Regions from separate parts of the Homo sapiens genome. Here region 2 is linked to region 1. Evidence: read pairs that join two places in POLR2A ChIA-PET (ENCODE). Cell type or tissue: PC-9. All regions are shown on one strand. Region 1 overlaps MCU (mitochondrial calcium uniporter). Region 2 has its middle 15 kb from the start of MCU.

What was found. Peaks named below come from ENCODE experiments on the same cell type or tissue, not always from the same donor. Only the 100,000 strongest peaks of a DNase experiment are listed, where the experiment ranks them.
Region 2: POLR2A ChIA-PET joins it to region 1 with 6 read pairs; 4 of 35 experiments call an interaction of 5 or more read pairs at or near these places.

The regions. Positions count from the first base shown.
Region 1 is chr10:72,783,263-72,787,262 of GRCh38, forward strand. All of the region lies in intron 1 of MCU (mitochondrial calcium uniporter), which reads left to right. Among named protein-coding and RNA genes, the nearest start is that of MIR4676, 64 kb to the left of the region's middle. RefSeq lists a silencer at 109-403. In PC-9, no CTCF peak of the experiment used is centred here; DNase peaks (open chromatin) are centred at 209 and 1,559; H3K27ac peaks cover 1,233 bases.
Region 2 is chr10:72,674,898-72,678,897 of GRCh38, forward strand. No RefSeq gene overlaps it. Among named protein-coding and RNA genes, the nearest start is that of MCU, 15 kb to the right of the region's middle. RefSeq lists a silencer at 1,554-1,848. In PC-9, no CTCF peak of the experiment used is centred here; a DNase peak (open chromatin) is centred at 1,684; H3K4me3 peaks cover 794 bases; H3K27ac peaks cover 2,271 bases.

The sequences.
Region 1 (4,000 bases):
AAATAGATTATGTTTTACATTCCTTCCTATCCTTTCAGAACCATCACCTTCATGTCCAAAACAGTGTGATGCTATTCATTTTAGAATATTATTGAGGACATCACACTGGTGGCTCTTTGAAGGGATGTGTTTTGGACTCAGGTGTGGAACTGCCACATGCCACTTATTCAACTCTTTGGCATCTAGGAGGCTTTGCATATGCCATGTGCCACTTATTCAACTCTTTGGCATCTAGGAGGCTTTGCATATGCCATGTGAATCCTCTCTTCCTAGGAGAGTTTACTTAGTGGAGCAGTGTTGGGATTTCTAGCCTGGTTTCTTCTGAGGAAAAAAACATGTCAAGTTAAACCTTCCAGGATAAAGAGAGGATTTTGTTGGGGGGAGCTGTTGTATCTGAAGTGTTAATATAGAGCAAATGCAGTTTATTTTCTCAAAGGAAGGGAGAGAGATCATGCCAAGAAAAACGCATAGAGTGGGGTGGAGTGGAGTTGGGAAAGAAAATGTGACAAGTACCTAAAATCAAATGCCTATAGGAAGGATTTTCCCCATGATTAGCTCCAAATGTTGGGGAGTGGGGAGGATGTTGCTTGTTTCTTTCTTTATTTCTTTTTAAAAAATTGTTTTACTTTGTTCTTGACTCTTTAGTTTCAAAAGCAGATTAAGGAAAAGCTTATTAGGAAGTCTAGAGCCATAGGCACTATAGAAATTACCAGCCCCCAAAAGTCAATACCCAGTTACTTTACCTTTTTGGCTGTTCCACGTAATTAACCCTGCTGCTTGATCCAAGTGAAGCCGGGGGAAAGCCGGGCACCGTTGGATGGTGTAGCTCCTTGCTTAACCCCTCATGTTGTACTGCAAAGATGAATGCCCACTTACCTGGATCTCTCAGGGGATGACATTTTCCAAAAGAAGATTTTCTTCTGCTCCCTCTTGAGAACAATATAAAGAGTATGTAATTCAGAGAGATTACTTTGAATTTCACTAAAAGGGAAGTACAAAGGCTTTGTTTTTTCAGATCCTATCAAATTAATACTGTCACGTTTGGAAAATGTTGCTCTGTTTTGATAGATCTCTTAGAAGGATGTGTCTTATGCAAATAGTAATTGTGATTTTTAAAGCTAATATAAATGTGATTCATTTACTTAAAATCAAGCCACCTTGTAGCTGTGAGTAATTTTCCCATTTTGTTGAAGGTAAGTACAATTTTTAATTGGCTACATTTGGTTGCAGGAGAGGTTAAAGAATAGATTTAAGTAGGCATGTCTGAAAAGGACAGAAAGTTCCACAAAGCAGTTGTCAGCAGGGATTAGATCTCTGGATGTCCTTGTTTGTCAGGAAAAGCCTTCTGTGTATCCAGTAGCTTCTGAAAATGTTAATGTGGCACTGTGCAGGGAGTCAAGGGAACAGTCTCCTCATTTTCAGTGCAGGATGCTAGGGAAAGCCTGTCCGTATGTGTGCGTGGGTGTGTGAGTGAGGGCTGGCTGTGCACCCTGCCTCTCTGGCTGAAGTAAGTTGCAGAGCAGCTTTGCCTTTTCATGGGCTTGGGTGTGGGGAATCCCTCCTACCAAGAGTATTTTGGGAAATTCCTAAATGCTGATGTGTTCTCAGCTCTATATAATGCCCTTGTTGGAGTGAGGAGCAAAACACACATGGATAATGATTTTAAAGCACCAGTCAACCAATTCCTGGTGTGTGTGTCTTTTACTTGCTTGATAGAGCTGTTCAAGGAGAATCTTGCGTTGTCAAGGATTTTAGGCTTCTACATAGTACAGGGATTGCTCTTCTTTTCCTTTTCCAGGGCTCTTCCTGTCTCTAGATATTTAGCATACAGATGCAGTTTCATGATGTAGCACGAGAATCTCCCACATTTCCACATATATTACACAGTCGGCGAAGCAAGTGGTAGTGGTGGCTGCTCCAGCCAAACCTGGCAGTGCTACTGCCGTCACTTTTCTAATAACCTTGGTGTCTCTGCAACAAGGTTAGTGGTGGTGTTTACCAAAGCTACAACTTTGTTTCTCCTTTCTCTTTCCCTGCTTCTGTTGTCTCCCTGTCTCCCCTCCTGCTGCCCCCTACCACTTAGGTTAATGAACTTCCCTGTGGTATGCAGAAACTAGTCAGACATGCATCTTTAAAACACATTTTAGAGTTTTCAAAAATGTGCATAATAGAAATATATCCTAAAGTTCAAAAACATTCTGAGATTGTCACAGTTAGTGGCAGATTAAGGAAACAGAATATAAAATAGCCAAATATATTCCAGGAAGTCATGCTTGTTGAGTAGGCATTTATCTGACAGATTGAAATGAGCTTCTTTTGTGTGTTGGCTCATAGTCCAGAATTGCAAGTTTTTCACTTTTAGTGTTTATGTAAAATTCTCCTGCTGGCTCATTTCATGGAAATAAAGGCTCACTTCATCTGTAACTTGTATCTGTAGTAAGACCCTTACAAGGGCTGCAATTTTCATCTTGGTTTAATTTGCAAGAAAAACATTATTATGTACGTATAGCTACTTGTTTTAATTTAGTGTCAATTGTCAATGTCGTAGTAGAAATGGATGAAGAAAATCCTTTTGGAAAGGAGATTTTTATAGAAATCAAAGGAGTATTGCCCAGCAACTCTTAATAGGTGTTTACTGAATATATACTATGGGAATGTATTGCACGCTTTAGAGATTCTAAAGAATAACATATCCTTGCCTACAAGGTGTTGCTTACCAATTTGAGGAGATGAAGATTGTCCGTAGAATAGGGACTGAACAAGCACTGTGTGAAAAAACGGTATTATGCTGTGCAATAAAATTTCAAGAATAGGATAATACATAAAGGAACGATTTGCTGTGGAGATCATTTCATTATATGTGAGATTGATGTCCAGAGATGTCATCCAGTTTAGTTAATGTAGTTCTGGCTAGCTGTTTGTGGAATTCTGGCTAGTTTGTTTTTTTAATGTCCTTATCCTGTTTCTTGTGTTATACTTGAACACATCAACATAGAGTGAGAAGTTACTGTTTTTGTTACCTAAAAATGAGTCACATAGTAAAAAGAGATGGGTTGAGAATCAGATATATTTGATTTCAGATCCTGGCTGTGCTCATTCTTAGCTCTGTGTGCTCTGTGTGCCTCAGTTTTCTCATTGGAAGAACTGGAATGTAAGTTACTAATTTACAGATTTGTTGGGATTAAATTATTTTGAAGCATGGCTGGGTGCCATGGCTCTTTCCTATAACCCCAGCACTTTGGGAGGCTGAGGCGGGCAGATCACGTGGAGGTCAGGAGTTCGAGACCAGACTGGTCAACATGGCGAAACCCCGTCTCTACCAAAAATACAAAAATTAGCAGGGCGTGGTGGCAGGCGCCTGTAATCCCAGCTACTCGGGAGATTGAGGCAGGAGAATCGCTTGAACCCAGCAGGTGGAGGTTGCAATGAGCCGAGATTGTGCCACTTCACTCCAACCTGGGCAACAGAGCGAGACAATGTCTCAAAATAAATAAATAAGTAAAAATAAATAAATAAAGTATTTTGAAGCACAAAAGCACTGCTTTTTCAGTTTTCTCACTAAATTTAATCCTCCTGGAAACATGCCATCACTGGTAGAATATTAGGTATTTAGGTTATTTCCCATAGCACTTGTTCTTACACAAATCACCAAATGTGTGCTTTTCCACTCTCTCTTATGAATCCTTACATCCCCAATGTCAAATAGCAAAATAGCAAAGAAAATTTATATATGGAGAGAGAGGGGTTTTTCAAGGACCATATTTTAATCTCACGCTTAAAGGGTAAATTTCTATCCATTTAATAATGTAATAAAAATTATTTTCATGTTAAGCTAAACAAAACATGATTTGAAAGACAAATCTGCTGCATCTTACAAAATAACATGTCCTTCTAAACCCAGCTGAAGTCCTATCTCCACGAAGCCTTCTCTGGCCACTCCCGCCCACGGTAATTTTTTCTCATTGAAAATTCAGTTTCTTTTGGTTATACAAGTTTCACT
Region 2 (4,000 bases), 110 kb before region 1:
ATTTGAGTTCTTTGTAGATTCTGGGTATTAGCCCTTTGTCGGATGAGTAGATTGCAAAGATTTTCTCCCATTCTGTAGGTTGCCTGCTCACTCTGACGGTAGTTTCTTTTGCTGTGCAGAAGCTCTTTACTTTAATTAGATCCCATTTGTCAATTTTGGCTTTTGTTGCCATTGTTTTTGGTGTTTTAGACATGAAGTCCTTACCCGTGCCTATGTCCTGAATGGTATTGCCTAGGTTTTCTTCTAAGGTTTTATGGTTTTAGGTCTAACATTTAAGTCTTTAATCCATCTTGAATTAATTTTTATATAAGGTACAAGGAAGGGATCCAGTTTCAGTTTTCTACATATGGCTAGCCAGTTTTCCCAGCACCATTTATTAAATAGGGAATCCTTTCCCCATTTCTTGTTTTTGTCAGGTTTGTCAAAGATCAGATGGTTGTAGATGTGTGGTATTATTTCTGAGGGCTCTGTTCTGTTCCATTGGTCTATATCTCTGTTTTGGTACCAGTACTTTGCTGTTTTGGTTACTGTAGCCTTGTAGTATAGTTTGAAGTCAGGTAGCATGATGCCTCCAGCTTTGTTCTTTTGGCTTAGGATTGTCTTGGCAATGCGGGCCCTTTTTTGGTTCCATATGAACTTTAAAGTGGTTTTTTCCAATTCTGTGAAGAAAGTCATTGGTAGCTTGATGGGGATGGCATTGAATCTATAAATTACCTTGGGCAGTATGGCCAAGCAATGTATAGACATTAGACCATTAGACATCAGATTGTGAGTCTTTTTTTTTTTTTTTTTTTTTGCAATAAGGTAGAAATGCATTTCTTCAAATGTGTCTGGGTACTATATGCCTATTTGTTTGGCATTCACCAAGGGTACTATAAGTTGAAAATGATAGTTGCAGGTAGAATCCTAAAGTTAGAACTGGGAGTTGACTTGCTATAAACGATTTCCTATGCTTTCTAAACAAGCTGGAGAAGGACGCTAGTGAATTCACTGAGCTACAAACTTTTTTTTTTTTTTTTTTTTTTTTGAGACAGGGTCTTGTTCTGTCATCTAGGCTAGAGTGCAGTGGTGTGATTCTCAGGTCACTGCAGCCGAGAATCTCTTGGGCTCAAGCAATCCTTCCACTTCAGCCTCCCAAGTAGCTGAGACTAGAGGGGAGCTACCACCACACCTGACTAATTTTTTTGAAAATAACTTTTTGTAGAAACGAGGTCTCACCATGTTACCTAGGCTGGCCTCAAATTCCTGGGCTCAGGAGATCTTTGGCAAGTTACTTCTCAATGTCACATTTGTTTTTCATTGGAAAAATGGAGGCTAGTGTAGTATTTTTCTCACGGGGATATTGTGAGGATTAAACAAGAAGTTATAATGTAATATCTATACAGCACCCAACACAACACCTTACTAACAGCTGGTACTCAATATCAAACAGTATTTCTTTCTTTCAGGTTTTAGAAAAATAGTTTAAAATCTAGAGTTAATTAACCTTCTTATGACCTTGTTAAAGGGTCTGCTTCCATATGCTGCTTGCCAGATGGCCCACTTACAAATGAGAAGCCAACAGCTCACCTGTGATAAATCAGCCCATTGAAGGTCAATGCAGTGAAGTAAACGGGGTTCGCATAACTGCGAATGTGCAACTGCACAAACTCAAGGAAGCAATTTTCAGTGACAGGGCGTGGTAGAGTGAGACAAGAAAAGCATGAGTCAGAAGACCTCAATTTGACTCAGCTCAGCACATAATACTTAACCTCTTTGAATGATTTCTTAGTTATGTGCCTTAGGGAAACTACTTAAGCTCTTTGGATCATTATTTTTCTCATCTGTAAAACTGGGATGAGAATATACAATTCATGGAGTTTTTTGTGATCACGGTGACTGCACAGAGTAGGGGCTCAGTAGATTCAGTGAGGGCTGCAGCTAGGCAGTGTGAATATTAGTTCCCTTCTCATTTTCTTTTTTTTTTTTTTTTGAGACAGAGTCTCGCTCTGTCGCCCAGGCTGGAGTTCAGTGGCGCGATCTGGGCTCACTGCAAGCTCCGCCTCCCGGGTTCACGCCATTCTCCTTCCTTAGCCTCCCGAGTAGCTGGGACTACAAGGCGCCCACCACCATGCCTGGCTAATTTTTTTGTATTTTTAGTAGAGATGGGGTTTCACCGTGTTAGCCAGGATGGTCTCGATCTCCTGAACTCATGATCCGCCCGCCTCGGCCTCCCAAAGTGCTGGGATTACAGGAGTGAGCCACCGCGCCCAGCCTCCCTTTTCATTTTCTATGGCTATTTTGGGAAAAGAGTAACAACAGCGGGAGTGCAGGCAGAGCAGTCCCTAAGCAACGTTATGATGTATGTGCTTGATACAAGTCAGTCACAAATTGTTCAGTGCACAGTAAGTTTTCACTTAATGCTGTTGATAGATTCTTGGAAACCGTGACTTTAGGTGAACTGACTATAAAAAAAAATTATCACGGCCTAATTGATATAAACAACAGTTAAGTTCCTATGGCATATATTCCTGGTCACAAAAACATCATCAAACTTGTTAATAAAGACTCAGGCCGGCCGTAGTGTCTCACGCCTGTAATCCCAACACTTGGGGAGACCAAGGTGGGCAGATTACCTGAGGTCAGGAGTTCAAGATCAGCCTGGCCAACATGGTGAAACCCTGTCTCTGCTAAAAACACAAAAATTAGCTAGGCATGGTGGCATGCCTGTAATCCCAGCTGCTCAGGAGGCTGAGGCAGGAGAATCACTTGAACCCAGGAGGGGGAGGTTGTGGTGAGCCGAGATCACACCACTGCACTCCAGCCTGGGCAACAGAGCAAGATGCAGTCTCAAAAAAAAAAAAAAAGACTCAAAACATTTCCAGTATTAAATATTGAAATAAATGTGAGCTATACATGCATTTAGGAAAGATTAGGCCAGGTGAGGTAGCTCATGCCTATAATCCCAGCATTTTGGGAAGCCAAGGTGTGCAGATAACTTGAGTCTAAAAGTTCAAGACCAGCCTGGGTGACATGGTGAAACCCCCGTTTCTACAAAAAAATACAAAAATTAGCTGAGCATGGTGGTGTGCACCTGTGGTCCCAGCTACTTAGGAGGCTGAGGTGGAAGGATCGCTTGAACCTGGGAGGTGGAGGTTGCAATGAGCTGAGATCATGCCACTGTGCTCCAATCTGGGAGACAGACCAAGACCTCCCTCAAAAAAAAAAAAAAAAAAAAAATTAATAAAAGCAAGTAAGATTTACCTATTTTTGGTGAATCAGTGAGTAACAGTGGTCATACTGGTGGTGGGTTAAACCAAGGAATAAATGTGTGCAGAGTGAAAATTGTAAGGCGCAACTCCTCCCACCACACAGGGTAAATGAGAACAAATTCAGCAGTCTCCCTGAGTGCTTTCATACCTCATTGTTTATTGTGTATTTGTATGAGTATTGTCTACTTTATTGTGTATTTGTATGATTATCATCTACTTTACGAATTTTTATTTTACAATAATTTATATTCATTCATTCATTCATTTTCCGACTCATTTATTCCAGTTCAGGGTCCTGAGTGGCCAGAGCCTATCCTGACAGCTTAGGGAACAAGGTGGGAAGCAGCCCTGGATAGGACCTTATCCCATCATAGGGCACACATATGCACGCGTGCACACATGCACACACACTCACTCAGACTAGAACAATGTAGACACGCCAGTGAACCTAATGTGCACATCTTTGGGATGTGAGAGGAAAGTAGTTGGCATGGCATGGGGAGAACCAGCAAACTCTGCACAGACAGTGACCCCAGCCAGGAATTGATTCTTTTTTTACCCCCCTCATCAGCATTGTAATAAAACAACATTGGGTGAAACAATGTTATTCTAGAATCTAAAAGGGGACCACTGTGGGTGGAAATCCAGTCTGTGCTCCAAGATGTGCAACAGGGGTCTCTCTCTCTCTCTCTCTTTTTTTTTTGAGACAGAGTCTTGTTCTGTCACCCAGGCTGGAGTGCAATGGCATG